Regions from separate parts of the Mus musculus genome. Here regions 1 and 3 are each linked to region 2. A link is a loop called in an ENCODE intact Hi-C map of the cell type or tissue named here. Cell type or tissue: heart. All regions are shown on one strand. Links, peaks and the distances in the headings refer to the core of each region. The heading gives the core; the rest is flanking DNA.

Evidence for each region. Hi-C counts contacts between places; a loop is a spot of excess contacts. Peaks named below come from ENCODE experiments on the same cell type or tissue, not always from the same donor. Only the 100,000 strongest peaks of a DNase experiment are listed, where the experiment ranks them.
Region 1: it touches region 2 in a loop (14-fold over the local background); 12 of 42 quality-filtered maps call a loop at or near these places.
Region 3: it touches region 2 in a loop (4-fold over the local background); 2 of 42 quality-filtered maps call a loop at or near these places.

The regions. Positions count from the first base shown.
Region 1 is chr7:6,913,042-6,923,250 of GRCm38, forward strand. All of the region lies in intron 2 of Usp29 (ubiquitin specific peptidase 29), which reads left to right. Among named protein-coding and RNA genes, the nearest start is that of Zim3, 59 kb to the right of the region's middle. In heart, for the core only: a CTCF peak has its summit at 5,425 (motif pointing left); a DNase peak (open chromatin) is centred at 5,410; H3K27ac peaks cover 1,603 bases.
Region 2 is chr7:6,355,568-6,365,776 of GRCm38, forward strand. It overlaps Zfp78 (zinc finger protein 78), which reads left to right and starts at 7,741. Exons shown (of 5, transcript NM_001025163.1): 1 at 7,741-7,780. In heart, for the core only: a CTCF peak has its summit at 3,806 (motif pointing right); a DNase peak (open chromatin) is centred at 2,744.
Region 3 is chr7:6,165,625-6,175,833 of GRCm38, forward strand. Zfp444 (zinc finger protein 444) reads left to right here and starts at 6,889. Exons shown (of 4, transcript NM_028316.3): 1 at 6,889-6,950. In heart, for the core only: a CTCF peak has its summit at 6,023; DNase peaks (open chromatin) are centred at 6,017 and 6,697; H3K4me3 peaks cover 1,953 bases; H3K27ac peaks cover 1,938 bases.

The DNA of each region.
Region 1 (10,209 bases), core at 4,272-6,771, 560 kb after region 2:
GTTTTCAGTAACTTCTTGATGCCTTTTTGTTGTTTCCTTCCTGGGCTGAACAAGCTTCCCACAAGATAGAATATTTTCTTTCCCTGTAGAACTTTTGATGTCTTAAGGTATTTCCCTCCAAGATGGAAGGTTTTAACCTCGGAGGGAGCTCCTACACAATACTGTGTGTGTATATGTGTGTGTTTGTGTGTGTGTATGTGTGTAATATGAGGAGAAAATAGTACTGGCTGAAGAGGGCTAAGGTAGGCAGGAAGGGTAATCAGAGAGTGAGTACAAGCCAAGTACAAAGACATATGTATTAAAATGCTGTAATGAAACCCATCGTTTTGTTGTTCACAAACTTAAAAACAACAATAAAAGAGAAGGCCCCAGGAGCCGTTCTTGATACCAGAATCCTGTGGACCTTGGATTTTGTGTTTATTTGCTTCCGTCGTGTCTCAGTAAAATGCGTCCTGTCCCTCTAACTGTAGCTGAAGGAAGCCCCAGGGTTCTCTGCTCAGAGAACGTAGGGGGACTGACTCCATCTCTGACTTCAGGCAAACCTGTGCCTCTGCCCTAAGCCCACCATGGTGGGTGGGGTCCTTTGCTGCAGGAAAGCTGGCAGGCAGCCCGGCTGTCTCGGGCAATCTTCTCCCCCGACTCAACTCCAGCCCCTCCTTTCGGTCAAAGGGGCTTCTCAGAATTTGCTCCATGGAGGTGGGAGCTGCCGCTTTCACGGGTGACCAACTTTACCCGTGATCGTGATGATCGATCAACAGCTTTCCTGTCACCAACAGGTCTGCAGCTGCTGCCGCTGGGCAGGGCGGCCAGTTCTGTCCCCTGCTGCCTGCCTGCCAGCAGAAGCCCCGGGCGGGTCAGAAGCAGTTTGACATACCGCAGCGGCCAACACAGCTGTTGAGGGGGGATTAGCTGCAGGGAAAGCCGATCCAGTGACAAATGGTTTAGGTATGTCCGCCCCTGGGAAATGTGATCTCCACGGTTTGCACTATAGAAACTTGTTTGTTTCAAAAGATGAGGAACATGTTTGTTGTCTGTGTCTCCAGAGAAATCACAACGTTGACAGCTCTGGATATACCCAAAGAGACAGAGTACAAAAAAACCAATTACACGTAGGCTGCGCTCATAATCAACAAATGCTGGTTTGGGAATTGCTGTGTGAAGATTCCTCTCGGCAGCCTGCTCAGAATGTACGTCTGGTGACTTCTGAGATGTCACAGTCATCACCCACAATTACTATGTAATAAAAACACTTCCCCAAAGGAAGATATATCCACAAGCACTACTCCTCACGGGAGGAAGCCTGCAGCCGCAGGAGCCGGAGATGTAATCACAAGTTTATCAATATTTCATTTTCTTTGCACGAAGCTGATAAGCATTCATAGCTCCGGGTGTGATGGGAATGTAGCGAGATTTACATCTTTCAACTTTCTAGAAGACAGTGAGGGGGTTGTAATAAGGAAACATGGCCCAGTAAGATGGCTCTGAGGTAAAATGTTTGCCATGCAAGCCTATGACCTGGGTTTGATCCCTGGGTTTCACAGTGGAAGGAGAGAACTGACTCCTCAAAATTTTGAGGCCTTTTGTGGCCTTCCACTGGAATGTGGTCGGCTTCCCAGGGCTATGCTCATAGAGAAAACTGGCCCCTTCTCTCCCAGCAACGATTAATTAACTGCCAATAGCCCTTCAGCTAAGGGTGGGAGGACTCCATGCCTACCTCCTCTCTCCAAGAATATTTGGGCAGTGCAAAATGGACTTGATGGACTTTAAAACAAGCAAGCAAGCAAACAAACAAGACACAAAGTTGAATGGACAGGGAAGGAGCCTGGATGTGGGAGGAGTTGGGGGAGAAGGTGATACGAGCAAAACATGTTGTACAAAATCTGCCCGCCCCCTGGAAAGAATAGGAAAAATATATATTAAAGACAAAACAAGTGTCCTCTGATCTCTTCATACATGCCATGGAACATGTGCATTCACACATAGACAGACAGACAGGCAGGCAGGCAGGCAGACACACACACCCTGTACATAAAAATATAAAAACAGAATCAATAAATTAAACAGCAAAATAGGCATGAAAAGTGACTGAGCAATAAAAGCCCCCAAGACCGATGAACTGAGTTGTACATCCAGGACTTTTATGGTGAGAAGAGAGAGAGAATTAACTCCAAACAATAATCCTTTGACCGCTATACATTCACCACAGTGACTCAGTACTTGAGAACATTGGCTGCTCGTCCAGAGAACCCAGGTCCACTTTCCCCGCACCAACTACTTGTCACTTCAATCCAAGGGACCTGACACCCTCTTCCAACCTCTAAGAGCACCCAGGCACATGTGTGGTGCACAGACACACATGCAGACAAAACACCCATCCACACGTAGAATGAAAAATTTTTAATTTTAATTAAAAAAAATAGAATAAGGTGGTTGTGTCCACAGTTTAGAAAGATGGCTTTGGCCTTGATCTGTGAGGTGGAAGACGTTGCCATTGAAGTCTGAGGACAGAGTATAGAAAATAGCCAAATGTATCTTCCCTGTACACAGTGATCAACTGCGCGTCTCAATAACAGTAATTTAAACCATCATGCACCCCACGGTGCTTTTGCTCTCTCTCTCTCTCTCTCTCTCTCTCTCTCTCTCTCTCTCTCTCTCTCTCTCTCTCTGTGTGTGTGTGTGTGTGTGTGTGTGTGTGTACAGAGATAAACAGGGTCACTGAATCTGAAACTTATAACGTCCATCCCTTAAAGATAAAGCTCCTGCGTAGAATTGGTGTTTGAGCCCAGGCAGTTCACACTCAAAAAGTAGTCACCACTACTAATGTCTCTTACAGTTGCATCAACAAAAAACAGACATTAATTATGGCTACACTCTGAGCGTCTGCCTACTGTTCATCCATCAGGCTCTGATCTAGTTCTGGGAACCTTCACAGCCAAGAGCAGCATTTGGTGTTTAGAATTCAAAGAAACGGAGGCCTGGGGCAATAGCTCACTCAGTAGGTAAAGCGCCTGCTGTCCAAGTCTGAGGACCTGGGTCTGGCTCCTCAAAACTCAATAAGAGTCTGGCCCTACACATGCAAGGCAGACATCTACTGATGGGGCCATCTCTACAGCCTTGCAACAGTAGGTTTTGTTTTTGTTTTGTTTTGTTTTGTTTTGTTTTGTTTTGTTTTAATCCATGCCTCAGTTTCCCAATCTGGAAAAAAGACATACTAATGGTTCCAGATCTGCTGGAGCTGGGGTTACAGGCTGTTTTGAGCCACTGACATAGATGCTGGGAACTGTAGTTGGGTCCTCTGCAAGAGCAGCAGGCGCCCTCTCTTACCCACAGGCCCATCTCTCCAGCTTGAAGTTTTTGTTTTTTAACTTGACATAGGAAATAATAAATTTCAAGTAGTGACTCATGCCTGGTAATTTCTGAACTCAGGATGCTGAAGAAAGAAAGATGGTTATGGGTTCAAGGGCGTTTTGGATTATACAGCTCAGGACAGTTGGGCTGCAAAGTGAGGTCATATCTCAAAAAAAAAAAAAAAAAAAAAAGTCAAAAAAAAAAAAAAAAAAAAGGTATCAGCCAATTGGTGGTGGCGCACACTTTTAGTCCCAGCACTCGGGAGGCAGAGGCAGGTGGACCTCTAAGTTCGGGGCCAGCCTGGTCTGCAGAGTGAGTTTCAAGGCAGCTTACCTACTGAGAAACCCTGCCTCAACATAACAAGACAAAAAAAGCAACAGGTTTCAGCACAGCATTTCCATATACGGGTCATTGTGTGCTTCTCGTGATCCTCTGCACGGTCCCCGTCCTTTCTCACTGCTCCTGGTGGCCTCTTTCTTTCCTCCATTGTCCTGTTTGTTCTCACGTTGTAGATATGATAAGATTTAGGTTCTGCGTCTGAGACAGAACGCGTAATACTTGTCTTTCTGAGTGGGGCTTCTTTGTTTAACGTAATGATCTCCATCGATTTTCCTGAAAATGACATAATTTTATGCTTTATGCCTGAATAATGCACCACTGGGGGGGTAGGGGGGGAACATGCTGCTGCCTATTACATTCTCTTTATCCTTTCGTCGGTTGATGGGCATCTAAATTACTCTTGTAATTTGGCTATTTGTGAATAACCTTGCTATAAACATGGATGGCCAGCCCCTCTCATTTTGCCTTAATCACATCTATTACAACTCTATCTCGGGGCTGCCAAGATAGCTCAGCAGACAAAGCCCCTTGTGCCAAGTTTGATGTCCCAAGTTCAGTGACCCAGGACCCATATGTTAGGAGAGAACTAACTCCTGTAAGCCGACCTCTGACCTCCACATTTACAGCGTCATTCACGAAGCAACACACACGCAGGGACACATAAATAAATAAATAAATAAGTGTATGTTTGTTTGTGTTAAAGACCCTGTCTCCAGGGTTGGAGACACAGAATGTCTGGAATCCACCAGTGAGGGAGGCCCTAGGCTCTGTCTCCTGCATAGCAAAAATAAAAGGATGGCTGTTTATAGCTGCGCGTGACACCGATGGTGGCCGTGCCTGTCATTCTAGCTCTCAGGAGCTTGAAACCAGAGAATTGCTGTGATGTCAAAGCCACACCAGGCTACATAACAAGACCCTGTCTTGAGAATAAATATGGGCCAAAAAGAAAGGCACTTGCCACCAAGCCTGTCCACCTGAGTTTGATCTCCAGAACCCACATTGTGGAAGAAAAGAACCGACTCCCTCAAACTGTCCTCTGACTTTCAAATGTGCACCAAGGCACATATGGGCTCCAACATTTTCATATAAATCAATCAATCAATCAATCGATCAATATCCCTTTTCCAAAAGCATTCGGAGGCACAGGCATTGAGTCTTCAGTATGTGAGATTCTGGAACACTCAGATTGATCTTAATAACCCCAGAGTTGGGGGGGAGGCTGAGAAGCTGGAAACGGAGCCTGTAGTTTGATAAAGGCAGGATTTAGAGGCATACCCAAGGCCTCAGTGTAAACCTCTTTCCCCTCTGCCCCCTCTTAGCAGCTTGGATTTTACCCTGAGTGTGGAAGGAAGCCCCAGTTGACAACAAGCAGTTCAGACTTATGTCAAAGCAAGGTGGCTCTGGCTGCGGTTGACACTGAGTGACTCTGGAGGCCCACAGACATCGTATGGTACCCCAAGCCTCCCTTGTAAACAGCAGACAGCTGGGAGTCAGGATGCTGGAGGACCTGGGCAGAGGGGAAAGAGGTTTACACTGAAGTCTGCGAGTGTGTGGACCTTTACTACGGTCTCCCCAAGAAAACAAGACACAACACACAAACGATTAGATCCCGTGGCTGTCCCCCTCTCCTCTTCCACGGGAAAAGGACACAATCTTCAGCCATAAAGTTCTTTGCTTCTGTCTCTGTCCATCCATTCCTTTCCAGTTTGCAGACTGAAGAATGATCGCGGGTGCCCTCTACTGGCAGCTTGCTCCACAGTGTAACAACTTAAAGCTCATAGGAAGCCACCAGCCCACTGCGGCTCCGCAGCACCAATCTTTTCTCTTCCTCCATCCCTTTCCTTTTTTCCTTTCCATCAAGGCTATCTATATGGAAGACCTACTATGTGCCGTGTGTGTGTGTGTGTGTGTGTGTGTGTGTGTGTGTGTGTTCACACATAATATACATGTGGAACTCAAGGGACAACTTGCAGGAATTGGTTCTCTTCTTCCAATCTGGGGATTGAACTCGGGCTATCAGGCTTGGTGGCAAGTGCCTTGATGTGCTGAGCCCTCTTGCTGGCCCCAGGCACATGTTACTGAGGTGTAACCCGGGATCCACGGGATCCACATATTTAGCAAGTAGCAACTTCCATGGTGAGTCTGGATGAGGACAGGTTAGAGGCTACCATAATCAGCTAGGCTGCAGCCATGTGCTAGACATCTTTATTTGGGCGCGTCCAGTGCCTCACTGACCTCGAGACTTTTCTACATAATAGATGAGAAGTTCTGAGGGACACAAGCCTCTGGTCAATGGACACTTGCTTCAGTACTCTTAAACCTTTGCAGAATCTCCACTGTGAATCCAGGTTGGCACTTTGAGCCTATGTGCACACACACACACACACACACACACACACACACACACACACACACACCATACACCAAACACACACACATACACCACATCACACACACACACACACACCACACACACCACATACCATATACCACACATACACACCCCACATACATACCATATACTACACACACACACCACACCACACACACACACCCTCCCACACACACCATACACCACACACCCACACACACACCATATACCACACACACATACCATACACATACCACACACCACACACACTACACACACCACACCACATACACACACACTACACACATATCACACACCATACACACACACACCACACATACCACACCACACACCACAGACACACACATACCCCCATACACACATACCCACATACACATCACACCCACTTCACCACACACACATACGCACACACACACACACACACACACACACACACCACACATACACCTGTGTGTCTATAAGCCTGAGTCCAGAGCCTATAATACTCCAGGTTCTGCCCCTCTCCCTGGTCTTGTGGCAGCCACCTTCTCTTCTCAGTCTGCTGTGGTTTCCATAGAAACAGATATGGCCAGATGAGAGATCAGAAGGAGACAGAGCCTGACACTCCAGCCCTTAGACTTTTATGTAATTAAAATGCATCACCAGACAAGGCCTCTGCAGAAAGGCAGGGAGAGTACAGGTCTGTGTTGGTCTCTGTCATCCCAGGCAGAAATCTCAAGCTGGCCCAAAGAACCAGCAATGTGATTGCTATTTGTTCTTCTTTTTATTCATTCATGATTAAGCCATTTATCTGTCCCTCACACTCAAAGATTATGAATGATTAACAAAGATAAGTCCATTCTTGTTGCTGAGATAGGATCTTGTTATATAGACCAGACTGACCTCAAATGTATGACAATCTTCCTGCTCTGAATTTCCATGTTCTAGGATTACAGTAATGGGCCGCTATACCTGGTGTAGATAGTTATATTAGTATATATATATTGCAAGCATATGAGAGTCAGAAGACAACTGTTTGAGTCAGTTCTCTCTCTCCTTCTACAATCCATGTGGGTTAAAGCAATCAAACTCAGCCTGTCAGCCTTGGTGGCAAATGTCTTTACTGGCCAAGCCATCACTCTGGCCTGGTTAAATTAATATATTAATTTTGCACTTACTCTTTGCTGCTGGTATTGTCACAAGAACAGGAACACAGTATAGGTGAAAGGAAATCCCACAATGCCTCATTAAAGATGCTTGCTTCTCAGATGAGGCGACCACACAAAACCACACATAAAGATCAATAATACTGTGAGAGCAGGCATGAGATCTGGGCTCAGTCCTAACACTACGTAAACCCTGAACGGTAGTGAGTACCTGTGATCCAAACACCAGCCAAGCAGAAGCAGGTTGATCGGGAGTTCACAGTTATCCTCAGCTATCTAGCATGTCTGAAGCCAGCCTGAGCTATTGAGACTTGCCTCAAAAAAGAAAGAAAAATGAGGAGTGGGAGGCCAGATGGGTCTGTTGATGAAAACACTTGCTGCCAAGCCTGCTAATCTAAGTAAGATTTCAGGACCCACATGGTGGAAGGAGAAAACTAACACCTAGAAGCTCTCCTGTGTATTCTGAGCCTGCGCCGTGGTGTTTGCAAGCATGCACACATGCACATACATAGATATTGAAAATGTCTTTTATGGGCATGCTGAGTCTTTGTATAATGTGCATGCACCTTTCGGGGCATCACGGACATCTGAGCTGAAGATGTTCGCTTTGCTCTTCCATATGTCTGAGAACACAGGGGCAAGCTCCTCACCCAGTAAGCTCCTCACACCAGCCTGGATTTCTCTTCCCCTCTTCACAGGGACTCTGCTTGAATTCTGAATTCTGGATCTCTGCTTCCTGCACCTTACCCAGCCACCTCTCTTTGATGTTGTGCCCTCCACACACACACCCTCTCTTTCCCAGTCCATTCTACCTGTCAAGCCATAGATTCCATCTCCATAGATGCAACAAGATCTGCATTGAAAACATTCAGAAGTGTGCACCTTTAGCTCCAGCACTTGGGAGGCAGAAACAAGCAGAGTTTTTGTGAGTTCAAAGCCAGCCTGGTCTACATAACAAGTTCAAGACCAGTTAGGGCTACACAGTGAGACCCTGTCTCAAAACAAAATTAGAAAAAAAAAGTCACATCCTGAATGAAAGGACATAGGTATTTTTGAAGGGTCAGAACTTCCTACAACAGTGTAATTACTATTACATAGAACTTACATGGTGTTAGGTACTAGAAGTAATCTAAAGTTGACTAAAATAAATGTGAGATTGAAGAGCTGTCTTGGTAAGTCAAGGCATTTGCTTTCAAGCCTGATGAAGTGAGTTCACTCCCCAGGTCTCACATGGTGGAAGAAGAGACTCCTGAACACCATCCTCTGACCACCTCAAGTGTGCCATTGCGCGTGTGCACCCTGCAACAGACACCATACAAACACACAAAATAAATAACTATAGGAAAAAAATCCATATGCGTAATATCTGCAAACACTGCCACTTTATATAAAGGGCTTGACTATGTGTGGATCGTAGCATACTCAGGAGTCTTAGGACAGATCCACCATGGATACTGAGTCATGACTGTGCACATAAAATATCTACTGTGCTGGACATTGGAATGGGCTTGGAATGCAGGGGGAGCCAGAGAAAATCTTCATCCTGGTGCCATTACTTTATCCTGCAGTGAGCAGAAAGTAGTGAGAGAGAGAGAGAGAGAGATAAAGACACAGAGTGAGACAGACATAGAGGCACAGAGAGAGAGACACAGACAGAGACAAAAAGACAGACAGAGAGACACATGACATACAGAGGGACAGAGAGAAGCAGAGATAGACAGAAAGACAGAGACAGACACACAACACACAAAGACACATGACACAGAGAGACCAACAGAAGGACATAGAGAGACAAAGACACAGAAACAGAGACAGAGAGACACACAACACAGAGAGAGACAGAGACAGAAAGAGGGAGACAGAGAAACAGAGAGACACAACACAGAGAAATACAGAGAAACAGAGAGACACAGGACACACAGAGAGACAGAGACACATGAGACACAGAGAGATAGTCAGAGATAGAGATAAAGACAGAAAGACAGACAGAAAGATAGAGACAGAGACACACACAACAGACAGAGAAATAGAGACAGAGAGACACATGACACAGAAAGACAGACGGACAGAAAGATAGAAAGAGACAGAGACAGATGCAGACAGAGGGAAGGCTTCAGGACAATTTTTGCAGCAATAAATAAATAAATAAATAAAAATAAATAAATAAATCAGGCGAGTAGAAGGGAGGTAAAGATGGGACGAGCATTTTGCCTTCCCTAGTCCGGAAAGCGGCCTGGGAATCTGCATTTGCAATTGTAGTGAACTGTCAATCTTCTCATCCTTCTGAAGGATGATCTTGGCTGTCAATCTGACTGGATCTGTAGTTAAGTGAGAGGTAAGATGCTAGGCACACTGTGGGAGCTTGTCTTGATCGGGCCACTTGAATCAGGAAGGTCCGTCACCTTCCAGTGATGGCCAGGTATGAGGAGGTCCCAGGGAAACGCTTAGCTTTCTGCCTCACTGCCTTCAGGTCTAGCTGTTGAGTTTATCTGCCTTGTTGGCAAGTTCGTCTAGTCTGTCTTTTAGTCCATCTGCCCAACCATGTCTGTCACTACATTCAATCCTTCATATATATCAGAACCCAGCTCCGTTGTCTTTCCAACATGGACTGAAGACCACTGGCTCCCCAGGAACTGTCCAGGCCAGGATTAGACCCACAGAGGCCTCCTGCCTCTGGACTCTAAAGCCTCTGGGTCCTCAGCCTCTCCAGACGGCCACTGTAGAAACCCAGGTTGTATTGTGCAAACTAAGAGGAGAAAGTCTCTTCTAACACATTGTTTTGTTTGTTTTGTTTGAGACGGTGTTTCTCTTTGTAACAGCCATGGTTACCCTAGACTCACTTTGTAGACCAAGCTGATCTCAAACTCACTTCTGACTCCCAAGAGTTGAGATTAAAGGCGTGTGCCACCATGCCTGACCTGATACATATTTTCTATCAGCTCTCTTCCTTTATTGAATCCTAACTAATACATCTCCTCCCATTCT
Region 2 (10,209 bases), core at 2,543-5,042:
ATCCCCAAAAGATATACCCAGAGGAATTAAAGACTTTTATAAGAATCTGTGTGTTTGTGTGTGTGTGTGCACGCATGTGTGTCTGTACATGTAAATCTGAGTGTTTGTGTGTGTGTGTGCACGCATGTGTGTCTGTACATGTAAATCCCACAGTACACATGTGGAGATCAGAGGGCACTCACTCCTTTCTGTCCTCCTTTATGTGGGCTCCAGAGCTTGAACTTACATCACCAGGCTTATCCACTGAGCAACTCTCTGGCCTTTTTAATAATTACAAACACATTTTTTAACATCCAGAGCAATGGTTTTCAGGTTTTGAATATATGCTTGTATATGAAAACCCGAATGAATACCCAAACACTAAATAAAGGAATCAGAATTACAAAACAGCCATGCATGGTGGTGCATGCTTGTAATCTTAGCTCTTCAGAAACTGAGGCAGGAGGATTGCTTCAAGTCAGGGCCACATCAGCTACCACTGCATCCTCAAAGTGATACTCCACCCAGTCCCACATTTAGCTTTGCACTCTCTAACCACAATACACTTGATTTTTCTCATATGATTCCTAGTTTTGTTGTATTTTAAAGATCTTAATTGTGTTTTATTACCTGTGAACAAGACTAGATGGCAGAGACCTCAGCGACTGATGAGTACCGAAGAGGGAAAGAGATACAGGCTCCTGTCATGTTCATGTTAAATGGACATTCCAACACACCTTTAATTCTTATAAAAATCAGTTTATTGGGGAACAATCATCATTAGCATCTATGATAAAGAACAGTGCCAGCACCAGAAAGTCCCTGAAGTGTCCTTGAAATGCTATTTTCTCTTTCTCCTTTGTATTAGTTTGCCTTCTATTGATGTGATAAAGATCAAGACCAAACACAACGCAGGGAGTAAAGGGTTAATTTCACCTTGCAGCTTACAGTCTACCAGGAATGGGACTCAGCCTTGGAACTCAAGGCCAGAATTGGCGCTAAGACCATGAAGACTTTTGCTTCCTGGTTTGCTCAGATTTTGTTGCTATTGTTGTTTTGTTTGTTTTCCAACAGAGGACCATCTGCTCAAGTAAAGCGCCACTCACAGCTGAGCTCTCCAACGTCAGTCATTTAAAAAAAAGAAAGAAAGAAATCCCCAGGGCTGTAGAGACGGTCAGCAGTTAAGAGCACTGGCTACACACGTGGCAGGTCACAACTGTCGTAACTCCAGTTCCAGGGCACCGGACACGGACACCCACACCCAGACATACAAATAGGCAATACACCAATACACGTAAAATAAAAAAAAATAATCATTTTTAAAATGCCCCATGCAGGTACTTGTCCACCAACTGATCTAATGGAGATTACTCCCTCAGTTAAGGGTTCCTCTTCCCAGAGGATTCTAGCTTGTGTCCAGTGGAAAACAATCGAGCCGGCACACCCTTTGGATCTTGGGTAGCTAGTTTATGAAGTTATGCCACAACCTTAGGTTCTTCCTTCCTTGCCATTTTACCACAGCACCATGATTCCCAAAGTCGTGCCAAGTTTTCTGTGCCCAGTCCCCAATATTTTCTGACTTGTGTCTTCATGGTTTTGGTTTGGTTTGGTTTGGTTGTTATTATTGTTCTTCCAGACAGGGTTTCTTTATGTAGCTGTCCTGTAAGTAGCTCTGTAGATCAGGCTGGCCTCAGACACACAGATCTGTCTGCTTCTGCTTCTTGAGTCCTGGGATTAAATGTACGTGCCACCACTGCCCAGCTTTGTCTTCACAACTTAAAAAAAGATCTTTTTGGTCTTTTCTCCCCTTCTCTCATATATTACATCCCAACTGTAGTTTCCCCTCTCTCCCTTCCTCTCCCCTCCCTTCAGTATCTTCCTCCCATCTCTCCTCTCCCCCAGACTCCCAACCTCACCCCTGCCTCCCTTCCAAAAAGAGCAGGCCTCCCAGGGACATCAACCAAACGGGGCATAACAAACTACAATAAGACCAGGCACATGCCAGCACATCAAGGCTGGATGAGGCAACTCAGAAGGAGGTGAAGGGTCCTTCCTATAAGCATGAAAACGGAGACAGGCCCTGCTGACACTGTAAGGAGTTCTGCTCAGCCATAACATATGCAGACCCTAGGTCAGATCCTACAGACTCGCTGATTTCCAAGAGACCCACAAGTCCATGACTTCGTGCCTTGTGTTCTTGTGTCGCTAACCCCTCTGGTTTCCCTTCCTCTTTCTCCACATGACTCCCAAGCTCCTTCTAAGGTTTGGCTGGAGGACTCTGCCTCTGTTCCCGTCATTTGCTGGATAGAGTCTCGCTGGTCTCTTTGATGCAGTTTTGCTAGTCTTAGAACAGTCCGCAGGCAGGGCAGATCGTAGGTTGAAGGTTTTGTGGTTGAATTGGTGTTCTAGTCCCAACCAACCTTGCCTGGTTACAGAAGATGGCTAGCTCAGCCCCATGTTCCCCATTGCTAGGAGTGAGAAGGATTTTATATGTTGACACACCAGCTGATGTTTGCTGTTACCTCAGTGTAACTGCTTTGTAAGAACCAGCAATGGTTGCCTCCATTTCTCTGTTGCTGAATATTTACATTGCTTAAAAAAAAAAATTCTGCTGAGCATCTTACCCATCCATGTTTTGGTGAGGACTGGGGAGTTACATCCACAGGAATGTCTCCAGGGTGGAGATCTCACAGTAGATACCTGGATCATGCATCATCATTCACTGCAGCCAAGCTTGAGAACTGTTGCTGGGTCTGGACAGCAGCCACTCTCCAGCTGCCACCAGCTGTTAGTTAGAATATCACCGAATTGGACTCAGTACTTAGGGAGACTTCTGGCTAGAAACTGCATTGAACCGGTGGCCTTTTAGGAGTCCACAAAAAGGATATTTCCCACCATCCTTTCCAGTAGAATTAGGATTGGTCTGGAAGCCAGGCCTACTGAGTACACAAATACACTATTATTAGTGGCTTAAGGAGCCCCTTCTTTTCAAGGCATTGAGTCTGGGGTAACTTGTCCCAGAAGTGAATGTCTAGCTGGGGGAAGCATGTGAGAAAATTTTGGCTTAACAGAGCAACATCTCTGGCTGGATTGATGAATCAGTGGTGAAGAGCACTGGCTGCTCTTTCAGAGGACCCTGGTTCAATTCCCAGCAACCACATGGCAGGTCAGAATTTAACTCCAGTTCCAGGGGATCCAACACCCTTAAGAGAGCAACATCTTAGTAGTAGGACCCAAACTATCCCATGTTTTGAAAACAGATTGGCTGAGTGTGGTAGTGTGTAACCCAAGAGCAGCACCGTGGCCTAGAACTTCCGGGTAACAATATTCCACCAAAATAAAATAAAATAAAATAAAATAAAATAAAATGGGGGCTGGCAAGCGGGTAAGAACACTGACTGCTCTTCCAAAGATCCTGAGTTCAAATCCCAGCTACCACATGGTGACTCAAAACCACCCGTAATGAGATCTGAAACCCTTTTGGGGTGGGTCTGAAGTCAGCTACAGTGTACTTATAATAATAAATAATCTTTGGGTCAGAGCGAGCAGGGACTGAGGGAACGGAGTGGACCGAAGGGAGAGGGACCGAGCAGGGCCTAGTGGGGCAGAGTGGGGTTGAATGGAGCGAGCAGAGGTATCCGAAATTCAATTCCCAACAACCACACGAAGGCTCACGACCATCTGTACAGCTACAGTGCACTCACATAAATAAATAAATAAATAAATAAATAAATAAATAAATAAATAAATAAATAAGCCTTTAAACATAAATAATGAATGAATAAATGAATAAATAAAATAAAGGTGTAGTTGAACACTCTTACCAGCAGGTGGCACTAGAGTACCGTGAAACATCCTTTCATACCTTGGTGCTTTTAAAGGTTATTAAACACCCTTTCCTCTCTCCTTGTGTCAACTCCAGATTGAGTCCATATCTTCTGATCCTTTGTGTACAGGAATATAGTAATTTTTTTTTGGTTGAGACAGACTCTCACTATGTAGCTAAGGCTGGAATTTCAGGTAAGCACCATCCCTGATATTTTTCCCCCTTTATCCAATCCAAGGCCTTCCCAGTTTCAGGATTTAGCACTGAGCTGCCTCTGCAACTTCAATAAGACATTGAACCCAGTGCAATTTACCTTCTTCCCCTACAACATGGTTTTCGTGTGTCAGCTGAATTCTGGCATCCTCACCCCCACTGTAGAAACAGCAACCCAAGGAGCTTAATACTGAAAAGACGGAGTTAGCCAGAGCCAGGCCTACCCTAACAGGCTTTAAACTGACTCTGCAAAGTCCACACCTGCATTCCATCTCGATGTATGCTGGATCCATGCATGCAGGATTTCTGCAGAATAAACACTCTTTGACATTGCATTCTATTTGGGTCTTTGCAAGTCATGGACCCTTACAATACATCTACCCTTTACCTCAGTTGCAGGATTAGACCATGTTGTTCTCTGTCTAGGAACACAAAAAAGTACAGAAAGTCAGAACAGGTGTCTAGATAGTGAGACCAACAAGGAGGCCTGTATCCATCTATCTCTCTCTATATCCATACCTATCCACCTACCATCTGCCTCTCCATCTATCAGTAACTCATGTCTATTTGTCTATTCATCTACCATATATTCTTCACTCTGCTACCACCCATCTATTTTTTTTCATTATTTCCATGAGTGGAAAAATAGCCTTTTGTTATTTATAAGGCCATTTCAGTCACAAATGAGTTTCTGTTGATGAAGTCATTACATGTTTTGTTTTGCAAATTTATGTTTTCTTTACTTCTACACCTCCAGTTTCTGGAAGCTAAAAGTGTTTTTTGAAAGAGGATTTCATTCTAGCTGAGGCTGGCCTGGAACTCACTATGAAACCAAGGCTGGTTTTGAATTTGTGGCAATTCTCCTGCCTCAGCTGAGTGCTGAGGTAGCAGGAATCAGCAGCTACACTCAACATGGTTCGTTAAGGAGGGTTTTCCTCAATGGGGGAGTTGAGAACTCTTTAGGGGGGGTCAGCCCACCCTTCCACAGGGGTTGCATATCAGACATCCTGCATATCAGAAACTTACATTACAATTTATAATAGTAGCAAAATCACAGTTATGAAGTAGCAATGGAAATAATTTTATAGGTGGGGGTCATCACCACAGGAGGAAATGTATTAAAGGGTTGCAGCATTAGGAAGGCTGAGAACCACTGTGGTAAGGTACTTTACATGACTGCAGGGGAGCCACCCAAGTGCTAAGACAGCTGTAACTCACAGTTTTATCTTTGGAGTGTGTGTGTGGGGGGAGGGAGGCGAGGGTGTGTGTATGGAGGCATGGGGTGGATAAAGGTAACATTGATTAACAGTAGCCCATGACTTAACCAATCATACCTACCTAATAAAGCCTCAGCTTGGCCCGCCCCGCCCCGCCCCGCCCCGCCCCGCCCCGCCCCCAGTCCCTGCCTCTGCCTCCAAGCAATGCAAGGCTTTCAGAAAGACCAAGAAGAATACAGCCATGTGCTAGGGGAGTGACACACTTCAACCCTGTGGGGAGAGAAACTCCAATTCTTACTTACTTCTGCACTTTGTCTTCAACTTGTTCATTTGTGTCCTTTAAAGTCTCCTATAAACAACAACAACAACAACAACAACAACAAGAGAATCCTGTGTTTTCCTGATATCTTTCACGCTAGCAAATGAATAGAACTCAAGAAGCACAGGTGGTAGAAACTTCAGCTTAGAGTCAGAAACACAGGTAAAACAACTGAAGTTTGGGAGTTCCATCTCAAACAGTGGGGAGTTTTGTAGGGCCAAGCCTTCAATTCCAGGTACTGTCAAAACTGAATTGATGACAACTAGCAGATATCTTTTATGGAATAGGTTTTCAAAGATGTTGAAATGTTATCTGAAGAAATCAGGAAATGTATGACACACCCTCCCTACTTTATATTTCTTTATAGCCCCCCATTTGTCAGGTCTGCTTTATCTGTGGAAATTAAGATCCAAGAAGCCAGGGAACTGTCTTTGCTTCTTCTCTCTCTTCATCCACATGGCCTCGTTTTATTTGTTTCAGCTTTTAATACAACTATCGATTTCTTGGTTCTTCAATGCAGGGTTAATTTCTAGTTTGGCAAAAGGCAGAAAAAAAAATCTGACTCTTGGGGTTGGGGATTTAGCTCAGTGGTAAAGTGCTTGCCTAGCAAGCCCAAGGCCCTGGGTTCGGTCCTCAGCTCCGGAAAAAGGAAAAAAAAAAGAAAAAAAAAGAAAAAAAATCTGACTCTTATATTTTGGTTCCTATGACATTGTCGTATTTGCTGCTTCCAACATTATGACATTCCCATTTTGTAGGTGAAACATATGCTGGTTTGCTGATCCCAGAGGTGATCAACATGAGTGGGAGGGAGGAGACAATCAGATGTAGAATAGTGGCTGTTTTTATTGTAGCAAAGCTTTCCCGCAAAGATCAAACTTCCAAGCCTTGCGTCGTGGGGGCTCACACCATTGATTTCAATTTGGAAGAAAACGAATGGATACAGAAAGATCAAGAGTTACCCATTTCGGAGGTTAGTCTGGGCTAACCACCTCAAATCTCCCTCTACAAAAATTATAATCTCAAAAACTAACAATAAAGATCGAGCTTGGTTAAGTAAGGGACAGTGACATCAAGGAGGCTCACAAAAGAGTGTGAGGGAAGCCTCACGAAAGGGTGGGGAGCCTAACAAAGAGCTGGCGCAAGACTCGCCCTAACCGACACGGCTAGGAATCCTGGGCAACCCTTCTGTATAATCACGCACTCAGCCACACACTGTCACAGCTCCAATCCGTTCTGCAAACAGTCTTAAATGGTGCCTTTCTCCTCAAATTCTGCCCTTTTTCTCTGACTCCTCTGAGAAGCCGCCCCTTCTCCTTCAAGCCCCGCCCTCACCTCGGGCTGCGGGGAGAACCTCCCTACTTGCTAAGCCCTGCCCCTCATCTCAGAATGCTGTAAACCCTCCCCTTTTCTGCTTAGCGCCAGGCTCACCATGCACTACGCTGAAAACCTGCTCTTTCGCCTCAAGCCCCGCCGCCCTCTAGATTTTGCTGAGAACCCGCCCCTTCTATACTAAGTCCCGCCCTCTAGAATCTGCTGAGAACCCGCCCCTTCTTCAAGCCCCGCCTTCACCTCTGACTGTGAGGAGAACCGCCCTACTGGCTAAGCCCCGCCCCTTCAGATTGCCGAGAACCCACTCCTTCAATGCTTAGCACCGCCCTCACACGAGCCGCTGAGAACCCGCCCCTTCTCCTCCAAGCTCCGCCCTCACCTCCGGAGGCGGAGACCAACCGTTCTTGCTAAGCCCCGCCCTCACCTCGGATTCTTCTGAGAACCCGCCCCTCCTCTAATCCCTGCCCTCACCTCACCTCACACAGAGCTGAGAACCCGCCCTACTTGATAACCCCGCCCCTCACCTAATACGGATAAGCTCCCGCCCCTTACCCACTTAGTACCGCCCTCTCCAGGGACTCTGCTGAGAACACGCCCCTTCTCCACCAAGCCCCGCCCCTTACTCCAGTTTCTTCTGGGAACCTTCCTATCTAAGCCCAGCCCCTCACATCAAACTTCTGAGACCCTTGCTCTTCTCTGCTTAGCTTTGCCTTCACCCTCAGTCTAAGAAACTGTTCTCCGTAGTACCCGCTTCTCATCGCAGACTTCGCTGAGTACACGCCCCTTCAGCCCCACCTTTCTCAGATTAAGCTCTTAGGTCGTCGCTGGCAGAGGCTGCGCTTGCGCACACATAGCTTGTAGGAAACCTCCCAGCGTTCCTCGGTTGACAGCGTCTGGGTAAGGCAGCTAGCGGGCGCTTGTTAGGGAGTGGGAGCCCGAGCGCTGCGGGCAGGGGAGATCCTCGTGGTCCCTGTGTTTTCTGTCTGGAGGTAGGCAGGCGGTTGCGTGGAATCTAGGGGGCACGAAAGCTCAGACGACTGGGCGTCCGGATCTAAGTCTGTGCTTGGGTGTGCCAGGCCCGTGCGTGTGTGAAAGGAACTGGGCTGTAAGTTTTCGGTGTGAGAGAGGGAGACAGAGTCTGAGAGAAATAAGTGCTGTGATTGTGAGAGAACTGTGAAATGTATGATGATAAGTGTGTCTTCCAGTGATCTGCATTACAGCACTTAAATGCTTGGAATCTCCAAAGTAATAAATACCTTGTTGACTGCTCTTGATTGATGGCTGACAAGACTCAAGGTAGTTTCAGAGTCGGTGCTGATCATCGCAGACGCTAAACGGGATTAGAGGATCAGTCCCAAACCCCATCCAGGAGAGGACAGGAGCTGAGGTTGATCACCAGATGCCAGTCCTTTTGTTGATGTTTCGAGACAGAATGTCATGTAATCCAGCAGTCCTCAAACTCTTTATGTAAGTAGAGGATGAGTTTGGAACTCTGATCTTCCTAACTCAGCCTTCCAAGTGCTGTAATTACAGGCGTGTGCAACCCACACTCAGATAAATGATTTACACAGCCATGCTTACGTGATGAAGTGTCCATAGCGACTCAAAAGGAAAGGATTCAAAGAGCTTTCTGACAGGAGTATTGTATCCCTGCATAGAAATCCTGAGAGGCCGTTGAGGGAAGTGGGTAAAGTGAAGATAGGATTGTGTTGGAGACTTCAAGATGTTGGAGATACTAGAGTCGTGGGGTAGCTGCAGCCTGAGTGTGGAACCAGCCCAAGACAGAGAAGTACGTGGCAGTCAGCAAAGCTGAAAGGATTCGGAGATCTGAATGACACAGAGATGCAGAATTTAGAGTTTGCCCTGCTTGTTTTCCGTCTTTGTTCTTTGGTCCAGTATTGATTTTCTTATTGTGCTCCTTTCTCTCCCTTTTGGAATGTGTTTTTATTTTTAAAGATTTATTTATTTTTGCTTGTATGGATATTTTGCCTGCATGCACAAATATGTACACCAAATGCATGGCTGGAGGCATGGATCTCCTGGAACTAGAGTTACAGGCAGTTGTAAGCTGCCATGTGGGTGCTGGGAATTGAACCCCAGTCCTCTAGAGGAACATCCAGTGTTCCTAACTGCTGAGTCATTTCTCCAGCCCCACTTTTGGAAATAATGTGTATGCTTTGGCATTGTATGTTGCGAGCATGTGATCTGCTTTTTAATTTTGACTTTACAGGGCTACAGTTATGAGATTGCATGAGTCTCAGAAGAGATTTTGACTTTGGACTTTAGTGTTGAGACTGTGATAGACTATGAAGGCCTTTGAAGTTGAACTGAGTGCATTTTTGCATTATGATATGGCTACAAGCCTAAGGGGGCCAGGGAGTGAAATGTGCTGGTTTGAATAAGAATGGCCCTCATAGGCTCATATACTTGAATGCTTAGTCATCAGGCTACTACTTGAGAAGAATTAGAAGGTGTGGCCTTGTTGGAGTGGGTGTAGTCTTGTTGGGGTAGGTGTGGCCTTACTGGAGGAAGTATGTCACTGGAGGTAGGCTTTGGGGATTCAAACGCCCAAGCCAGGCCCAGTGGCTCTTTCTTCCTGATGCCTGTGGTTCTGGGTGTAGAACTTTCAGTTACTTCCCCAGAACTTTGTCTGTCTGTCTGTCTGTCTGCCTGTGTGCCACTATGTCCCTACCCTGATGATAATGAACTAAACCTCTGAAATTAAGCAGGCCTCAGTGGAATACTTTCTCTTACAGGAGTGCCATAGTCACAGTGTCTCCTGGTAGATGTTAGAGGATATAGGAAGTGAGGGTTAACTGAAAGGACAACTCCAATGCAGAATTCATGAAGATGTCATCTATGATAGGGTGAGACTTTGGGGTGATACAGAAGTTTTGGGGTTACCCATGCTCCTATAAATAATTCTTTACCCGTGCTCTGTAAAAAAGCCCAATAAACCTGTTGTTCCACCAAGTTGGATTTTTGTGGGATTATTACGTAGGTCTGTCCCCTATCTGAGGTAAACAGAGTTTGTTCTAAAACTCAGAAAAAGCTCATGCAATGAGAACCAGATATACTAATATATCAAATATCAGCAAATGCATGAAGCTCTTTGGAGAAGTTGAATGAAAAGGGTCACGGCACACACTTGTGTATGTGTGTATATGTGTGTGTAAGAAAGAAACTGGGCTGTGAAAAACTATGTCGGTGTGCACAGTAAGATTGGAGTATGCCTGTGTCTGGCCTGTGTGTGCGCACATTTGACTGACAGGGATGAAAAATATCAGTGGGTGGGTTTTTTGTGTAAGAAAGTAACTGGAATGTAA
Region 3 (10,209 bases), core at 4,877-7,376, 190 kb before region 2:
TCTTCTCTTCTCTTCTCTTCTCTTCTCTTCTCTTCTCTTCTCTTCTCTTCTCTTCTCTTCTCTTCTCTTCTCCTCCCCTCCCCTCCCCTCCCCTCCCGTCCCCTCCTTCCCTCTTCCTCCCTCTCTCTCTCTCTCTCTCTCTCTCTCTCTCTCTCTCTCTCTCTCTCTCTTTCTCCCTGTGTTGGATAGTTTTATGTCAACTTGACACAAGCTAAAGTCATCTGTGATGGTTTGTATATCCTTGGACCAAGGAGTGGCACCATCTGAAGGTGTGGCCTTGTTGGAATAGGTGTGACCTGGTTGGAATGGGTGTGTCACTGTGGGTGTGGGTATAAGATCCTCACCCTAGTTGCCTGGAAGTCAGTCTTCCACTAGCAGCCTTTGGATGAAGACATAGAACTCTCAGCTCCTCCTGTGCCACGCCTGCCTGGATACTGCCATTCTCCCACCTTGATGATAATGGACTGAACCTCTGAACCTGTAAGCCAGCCCCAATTAAATGTTGTCTTTTATAAGACTTGCCTTGGTCATGGTGTCTGTTCACAGCAGTAAAACCCTAACTAAGACATCATCTGAGAAGAGGAAAACTCATTATTTAAGAAAATGACTCCATGCTGGGCAGTTGTGGCACATGCCTTTAATCCCAACACTTGGGAGGCAGAGGCAGACAGATTTCTGAATTTGAGGCCAGCCAGGGCTACACAGAGAAACCCTGTCTGGAAAAACAAGAAAGAAAGAAAGAAAGAAAGAAAGAAAGAAAGAAAGAAAGAAAGAAAGAAAGAAAGAAAGAAAGAAAGAAAGAAAGAAAGAAAGAAAGAGAAAGAGAGAAAGAAAGAAAGAAAGAAAGAAAGAAAGAAAGAAAGAAAGAAAGAAAGAAAGAAAGAAAGAAGAGAAACAGGGTGGGGGAGAGAGAGAGAGAAAGAAAGAGAAAATAAATGACTCCATAAGATCAGGTGGCAGGCAAGCCTGCCAAGCATTGTCTTAATTAGTGATTGATGAGGGAGGGCCCACTGTGAGTGGGGCTATCCCTGGACTGGTTGGTGGTCCTGCTTTCTATAAGAAAGCTGGCTGAGGGCTGGAGAGATGGCTCAGCGGGTAAGAGCACTGACTGTTCTTCCAAAGGTCCTGAATTCAAATCCCAGCAACTACATGGTGGCTCACAACCACCCGTAATGAGATCTAACGCCTTCTTCTGGTACGTCTGAAGACAGCTACAGTATACTTATGTATAATAATAAATAAATCTTTGGGCTGGAGTGAGCAGGGACTGAGCAAGCAGGGTTGACCATAGGGAACAGAGGTCCTAAAAAAAATTCAATACCCAACTACCATATGAAGGCTCACAACCATCTGTACAGCTACAGTGCACTCATATACATAAGTATATCTTTAAAACAAACAAACAAAAAAGAAAGCAAAGTCGGGCATGGTGGCACACGCCTTTAATCCCAGCACTTGGGAGGCAGAGGCAGGCAGATTTCTGAGTTGGAGGCCAGCCTGGTCTACAGAGTGAGTTCCAGGACAGCCAGGGCTACACAGAAAAACCCTGTCTCGAAAAACCAAAAAAAAAAAAAAAAAAAAAAAAAAAGCAAGCAAGCACAAGGAACAAGCTAGTAGGCAGCAGCCCTCCATGGCCTCTGCATCAGCTCCTGCCTCCATGTTCCTGCCATTCGAGTTCCATATACTTCCTTCTGCAAAGATGGACTACAATGTGGAAATGTAACCTAAATAAACCCTTTCCTCCTCGGCTTGCATATATATATATATCACCGTGTTTTGTCTCAGCAATAGAAAGTTTAAGTCAAGCACTATGTGTTCTTAAATACTGAGCCATTGCTCCAGCTCCATGGCTGCCACAGTCTAGTGTTACCTGCAGACCAGACTGCAATGTTTTCTTGTGAGAAATGAGATCTAATGATCTCGTTTTTATAGTGGAAGAAACACTCCCTGGAAGCCCCACTAGCAAATCCATCTTCATATTGCTTTGGCCAAGGCACCCAGACACTTGAGCCTCAGCCAATCTCTAGCAAGGACTCTGCTGGGCTATCTGAATTATGTCTAGATCCCAATTATCCACCTCTTATTGCATTTTTGTCTTTTTGTTGACTGTTTTCAGTTTATTGCATGGAAGCAGTATACTAGGCCAAGTAAAAAGTGGAGGCCTGGCAGCTGAAAAGATGGCTCAATAGAGGACTGGGGTTGCGTTCCCTGTATCCACATCATGGTGGTTCAGTCACCTGTTACTTCAGTCCCAGGGGATCTGACAGACTCTAACTTCTTCCAGCATAAACTCTCATATACTAAAATAAAATAAAATCTAAAAAAAAAAAAAAAAAAAGGCAGGATCACGCCCTCCACAGCACACACCAGTCATTTTATCTAGGCTGTTTTTTAAACTTGTGACAAAGGACTGATGCCAAGGGCTGGCCTCAGCTTGGAGAAGGATTCATGAAAGGAGTGTCTGGGAGCAGTGAAAACAACAACAACAACAACAACTTGAATCAACTTGACTCCAGCCCCTTGATTCTTAGAGACAGCAAGCACAAGCACAAACAGTAGGATAGCTGGGTGGGATCCCTCCCACCCTAAATTACCATTCCTACAATACCTGGGTTCTGCCTAACTCTCTCTCTCCCAGGCTGACCTTGAACCCAGGAATCTATCCACCTTTGTAAGCATAAACAAAAAATTTTAGCTGGGTGGGATCTTACCTTTCTATCGCCACTTCCAAAATCTCTTTATGTCCTTAGTATCTGTCTGAGCAGCTGGCTGTGTGCAGCTGCCTCTGCTCCTTTAGCTCTGTGACGCTCCTTATACGGTTCATACTGCATCCTTATACTTTGCATAGCTGAGGAGCTATATTATACTTCTGTTTTCAGCATTCTTTCCCACATCCTTAAGGGATGTCCTGAAGGTTCTATCATTTTGCTGAGACGTAGACACAACCTCGCCTCCCAGACTCAAGCTGTCTCTGATTATCATGGAGTCATTAACCTTGGCAGAGGGGACTTTCCTCGAAGGAGGAACATGAAAACTATTATATAAACAAGACTTATGCCCACAGCACCCATCAACACTAGTGGAGGGCCATGCCCTTCTGGCTCTGTTCCAACGGTAGGAACCATGTCATCCCGTCCCTTACATGACCAGGAGACTGAGGGGAAATTTTACCCAGGGGAAATTTTACCCATGGCAAGGAAAGCCTCATTTAAACTTCAGAGCCCACAAACCATTAGCTATTAACCATTGATGGTTAGCCAGTGCAGGCTCTGTCAGGAACCGGTGTATGTTCTTGTGCTGGTCACCCTATAGCTAAATAACTTCCTCATCCCTAGGTGTTCAGCCACACTTATGTATCACTGCAGGCAAAGTTCTTTTTAAACATACTCATGATTTTCTTTTTTCTTTCTTTTTTTAATATTTATTTTATGTGTATGAGTGTTCTATCTGCATGTACACCTGCATCCCAGAAGACGGCACTGGATCCCATTACAGATGGTTGGGAGCCACCATGTGGTTACTGGGAATTGAACTCAGGACCTCTGGAAGAATAGTCAGTGTTCTTAACTGCTGAGCCATCTCTTCAGCCCACTTTCAACCTCTAAGCCATTTATCCAACCCCATCCTTAAACCTATATGAAAATATCTTTATTAAAACCCTACTCTGAAGCCGGGCGTGGTGGCACACGCCTTTAATCCCAGCACTCGGGAGGCAGAGGCAGGCAGTTTTCTGAGTTCGAGGCCAGCCTGGTCTACAAAGTGAGTTCCAGGACAGCCGGAGCTATACAGAGAAACCCTGTCTCGAAAAACCAAAAAAAAAAAAAAAAAACCCTACTCTGGAGAGGTGGGGAGAATGTGAATCTATGCAGGTGGTCACTCCATTACAGCAGTGAAGGAGTGGGAGGAGAGCTGCTGGGCTGCTGGCCTGTGTGAACTTTGTACCCAGCCTACAGGCACCTGGCCAAGTGGGGAGTATAGGCTGGAAGCTTCCTCCTAGTCTATTTGCTCTGTCCCCTTGCCCTGGCCCAGGCTGCAGCTTCTGAGGATTGTTTGTTTCTGCTGATGTGAACAAAGACACTGCATTTGGAACAGGAACTTGGATCTGAGAGAGTCAGACATGTGGGTGACCGTACAGGAGAAACTCAAAGTGTATATTGGACGGTTTTAAACAAGAGATAAAATCCCTCCTGTGTCTAAAGGAACCCTCTCATGCATGGAGAAGCAAAATGGTCCATATTCATACAACCGAATCTTATTTAGTTCTGTTCTTTGCAGTGCTAGGGATGAACTCAGGGCCTTAAAACATGTTAAGCAAACTTTTTAATACTAAGCCATGTCCCAGACTTTGTTGCTGTTTTCTTTTTTGTTTGTTTGTTTGCTTGTTTGTTTTAAGTTCAGTGGCTGGAGATATGGTTCAGTAGTGAAGAGTGCTTGTACAACACCCCCATACACATAAAATAATTTTTTTTTGAGACAGGTTTCTCTGTGCAGTCCTGGCTGTCCTGGAACTCACTCTGTAGACCAGGCTGGCCTCGAACTCAGAAATCCACCTGCCTCTGGCTCCCAAGTGCTGGGATTAAAGGCGTGCACCACCATGCCCTGCTTGATAAATTAATTTTTAAATAATATATATGTACACACACACACACACACACACGTAAGTCAGTTATTTTCTTCTGCCATATGGTTGCCAGCATCAAAGCTTGCCCCGCCTGGCAGCAAGCACTTTTACTTAGCTGAGCCATCTCAGGTTTTTGAGAAAGAGTCTCATGTAGCCCAAGCTGGCTTCAAACTCACTGTATAGTGGAGGGGAAGACCTCAACCTCCTGATCTTCCTGTGTCCACCTCCCACGTGCTGAGATTACAATTTTCAGTTTTACAAAGGAAGGAAATTGGGCCACTGAGATCGCTCAGTGAGTAAAGGCACCCGCAGCCAAGCCTGGTATCCTGCTTTCAATCCCGTCTCTGCCTGGGGAAAGAGAACCAACTCCTGAAAGCAGCCCTCTGTCCTCCACGTAACAAACTGTGACACGCATACACACTCATACCCCCCCCCACACACTGTCCTCCACGTAACAAACTGTGACACACATACACACTCATACCCCCCCCACACACACACTGTCCTCCACGTAACAAACTGTGACACGCATACACACTCATACCCCCCCCCACACACACACTGTCCTCCATGTAACAAACTGTGACACGCATACACACTCATACCCCCCCCACACACACACACACTAAATCACAATAAATATGTAGTAAAAAAAAAAAAAGCCAATATAGATAAACGTGAAAATAAAGCTGGGCATGGTAGTTCACACTTCAAATTCTGGCATTCTGGAGGCGGAGGCAGAGGATCATCCTTAGCCAGACAGTGAGTTGGAGACTAATCTGGGCTACAAGAGACTCCGTCTTAAAAAAGTTTTAAATCATATACGAAAAGAATCCAACTAGTATGTGAAAAGCACCACTAGGAAAAGAATGTGGTATTGCAGGCTCGCTCTTCAAATAGCAAAGCAGCTTGTGTGGTTAGCACACTTACCAAGATGAGGGACAGAGAGGGCAGAGAGGTGGGACAGGATTAAGTTTAGCTGTTGTGGGGATAGATCCGTCTCTAAGCTGTAAACTAGTGAGTAAATAGAAACTAGGGCAATGGTATTGTCCATCCACGAATTTGGTAAGGACAATAACAACTCTGCTTCACATGATTTCCTTTGTGTGCCAATGTCACCTTTTTTCGAAGTCCAGTGAGGAGGGGAGAGTCTCTGTCTGCCCCACTAGCTTGTAAGAGCCATCTATCACGTAAACAGAAAGTCTCATAACCTTCTTGCGCTCCTGCGAGTACGTGTGTATGTGGTGCGTTGGGGTAGTAGGTAGGGGTAGGGCTGGAAAGATGACAAAGAGGTTAACAACGAAGCACAAGCTATTCTAGACGTCCTTCTAGCACCTACATGTGGCTCACAACCGTCTGTAATACAGGTCTAAGGGAATCCCACGCCGCTTTCTGGCCTCCGTGGGTACTGCGAGCACATGGTGCACCGACTCAGCGAAACACCCATACATATTACAAAGAGCAAACTCAAAACCTTCTTGCCTTTTCTGAGGTAGGGAAACTGAGGCTTCAGTGTCCGTAGGGGGCTACACAAGCGCCGTTTGACACGTAATATTTTCCTTCCTATTCACAAGACGGGAAACTGAGGCTAGAGAGTGGACTGACAGTATGGGACGAGCGAACTAATTCTCAGAGGTCAGGTTTCGTTGACCAGCCTCAACCTTCCTTTAACCTAGTACTGGAGCGGGAGGGCGATACTGCAACTGTTGTCAAGGAGACGGATCTCCCACTGCTGATCTGAGGAGAACTCTGGCATAGCCTCCACGACCTCCTCTATAGGCGCTTAAAGGTCCTGGAGGCGGGTCTCCCAAGTGTGCTGCCTCCCCCGGTTTCCACGACAACGAAACCACAGATTCCTCTTATCCCTCCCCGACCCGTCCGCGTTTGCCAGAAGTCAGCCGGCGGGGTGTCTTGTGAGGGATGGTAGAGGAAGGAAATCCACGTGAAATCTGGGAAATGTAGTCCAAAATCAGAAGCGCTCTGTTTGCGCCTGTGTGAGCCAATAGGAATCGGGTTTTCTTCTTTACACTTTAAGAAATGTAGTTTTCTGGCTAGCTCGGGACGCACGAGCGTACAGGACTCATCACAGTAGGGCTAATGGAAAGCCGCTTTGTCGCGATGTTTCTTGGGAGATGTAGTTTCCAGCTGGGAGAGGTGGGAAGTGTTGGGTAGAATTAGCGATTCCTAGTGTAGAGAGTGAGGGGACGTGGGGGCGGGGAAGTACGGGTGAATTTGGCGCAAAGCCTGCTGGGGCATGGAGTCCCGATGAGCTTTGTGCGCATGTGCGGGAAGGTGAGGTTGTTTGGGGGGCCTCGCCCAGGAGAGTGAGGTGAGCTAGAGGGAAAAGGAAGGGCTGGGGAGTCCGGTGTACGGGGAACGGGCGGACCACGGGGAGGGGTACCCAGGTCTGGAGGAGGGAGAGGAAGGGAGGGATGGGCGGCTTGGGGGAGGGGGATGATAGGAGGCTGGAGGTGGGGTTCTGGGGGCGGGCCGGGGAGCGGGAGGAACGCGAGATGCAGACGCGGGAGAGTTGGAGGCCTGGGGAGGCTGGGCAGCGGGAGGGGGCTGGGATGTTCGAGGGGGAGCCCTGGGATGGTTGGAAACTGAGAGTGGAGTGGAAGTTGGACCCCACTGAGAAATCCTGGGGCGCCGGGACCTCTAACCTCTTCGAAAAGGATTGCGGGAAGGGGTCTATCCAGGGGCACCGTGCCATAGCAGCGTAGACCGGTGCAGGTGGCTAGTCCTGTGTGCTGGTCACACGTTCACACGCACTTCTGTCGAGTTGAGGTTCTGGAGGATAAGTATTTCTTCATTACAAGCGTATCCGCCTCATTAGCTTGTCGCGAGAGGCGAAATTCATTAATGTGCAGAAGGGGCTTGGAGACAGGTTTTAACAGGATAAGAGGGACTTAAATCTCTCGGTTCTGATCCTCCTGGCTCAGCCTCTCACGTGCTCAGATTACAAGCGTTGGCCTAGTTTTTTTGTTTTGTTCAGGGTTTTTGTTGTTGTTGATGATGGTGTTTTGGGTATGGTCTCCTGTAGCCCAGGCTGGCCTTAATCACACTCGAGAGCCATGCCAAGCTTTAAACCGGTGAAAGTAATTGAATTTAAAAACAAACAAACAAAAATACTCATCTTAACTTTTTTTTTTTTTTTTTTTGGTTTTTCAAGACAGAGTTTCTCTGTATAACCCTGGCTGTCCTGGAACTCACTCTGTAGACCAGGCTGGCCTTGAACTCAAATCCGCCTGCCTCTGCCTCCCAAGAGCAGGGCTTAAAGGCATGAGCCACCACTGCCAGTCTTCACTCCTTTTTATATGCTATTTTAACACCTATTCCAATTTACAATTTAGTCTTGGGCGCTTGTTTCACAGTGGCTTTACGTAAATGACTCACAAGGAGTTGGAGGGTTAATGTGTGTTGATAGTAAATGCAATAGGTGGGGTTTGTTTATTGCCAGGTGGTGTTCTGGGTACTTTTTTTTTCTTTTAATGATTTATTTTTATTTTAACGTGCATCCATATTTTGCCTGCATATGTGTTTACTGCATCCTCTGATTCTAGAGTTTCAGTTGTGAGCTGCCATGTGGGTGCTGGGCATTGAACCCAGGTCCTCTGGAAAAGCAGCAACCAGTACTCTTAACTGCTGAGCCACCTCTCCAGCCATGCTCTGGGGTACTTTTTTGCTCTTTATTTTACTTGACTTTCCAACCTCGATTATTGCTCCCATTTTACAGCCAAGGAGATGGAGATTAGTCTTTGAAAGGAGCAGTTGTTCTTTGACCGAGGACACATTGCTGGTACGCAGCTGGAATCGGTTCCAATTCCGAAGCCCTTGTCCTCTGAGTAAATATTTGGTGAGTTGTGCAGCTCAGGGCACAGAGTGCCCAGTGCAGATTCCTGGCCTTTTGAAGGACCATTGATGGATTCAGAGAGAATGAACATCAGGGTCGAAGTGTAGGAGAGAGAGGTAGAAGAAGGGGACACTGAAAGTTACGCATTTAATAGAATAAAAGTAAAACGAAAACAAACCAAAAACAGATGCTGGGGAGATGGCTCAATGGGCTAAAGTACAAGCTGAGGACAATCAGAACTGGGTAAAGGTTGAGCAGCACAAGGGCACCTCAGTGTGTGTTCACTGGCTTCTCATCGCAGATGAAAAGGCAGGCTTTAGGTTCCATAAGAGACTTTTAAAAAGGAAGGTAAAGGGGCTGGAGGGATGGCTCAGCGGTTAAGAGCACTGGCTGCTCTTCCAGAGGTGCTGAGTTCAATTCCCAACAACCACATGGTGGCTCACAACCATCTGTAATGGGATCTGATGCCCTCTTCTGGTGCATCTGAAGACAGCAACAGTGTACTCATATACATAAAATAAATAAATAAATCTTTTAAAAAAAAAAAAAAAGGAAGGAAGATAAAGAAACCCTAACCTCGACCTCAGGCCTCCACAGGCAACGCGCACGGAATGCGCTTGAGTGCCCACCCCCTCCAGAAATCAACAGCTTGGTGAAGTAGAAAAGCAGTTAGAGATTATTGATGTGGGACACAGAGCTCTCCTCTTTCCATGGTATCGTGGACCTTGCTCAAGAAGTCCACTGCCCATCCTTTGGGGCCAAGCGAGGAGGAAATAGTTAACTTTTGTAGCATTTAGTTTAACTGGTTTGTCAGCCAAGAGTTACTTTTTGTGACCTGGAACTTAGGATATGTGGCATAGAAAGACTAATGACTAACCAGTGTCAGTAACTAGTTACTAAGTAGTCAGTGTTAGTAACTAGTAACTTTTTAGCCAGTGCCCTAATTGACTATTTTAGTTCTGTAGGCTCTGTGTGCAGAAGGAAAAGCTAACTGTTTATCTCACCAGCCCCTGCTTTCCTGCCCAGCCACTTTAAAACCCCGTCCCTGCAGTAGGTGACAAGCAGCTTAGGATCCTTATCACCCACTTCTGGGCCAATGCTGAGTTACTCTTGATCTGGCCCTGAAGGCCAGTGCCTGAACGTGCACTTGCTGAGGTTTTCCATCTTAACCTTTGCCGGGCATCCTTTTGAATTCTCTACAGCCCTTACTCCCCTGCCAGGCCCAGTGTGAAGGTCTGCAGGCCACTGTAGGGTGAGGCTTCTGAGGGATATAAATATGTATCTCACTGTTACTTCCATTCTCTTACCTCATCTACACGTGTGTCTCCTCCTACCATACGGCTCTCGACTGGCCACTTTAGGTCATAAATCTGAATTTTCTCTTTATTGCAGGAATTTGGGCTTGCCTCAAAGGAATGCCCCCTTTCACTTGATCCAGACATGAAAGACATCTGCTGTGGACTTTGACGTGGGGAGTGGGGTGGGGGAGTTGCTGACCGCTCAGACCATTTGTGATTGGAAACTACTATGTTGATAGGCTTGTGTCTCCTAGGGCTCCAGGGAGGGAAAGAGCTGGCAGGAACCCGTTCCCATTCCTCCTGCCTAGCATCCACACCACAGTGCTAATCAACCAGGGTTAGTTCTCTGTTGTCCCTTTCCATCAGCTAAGAAAGGAATTTGTTTTGGGAAATTGATATGTAGTTTATGGCATGTTTTACCTTCAGATAGTAAAGCC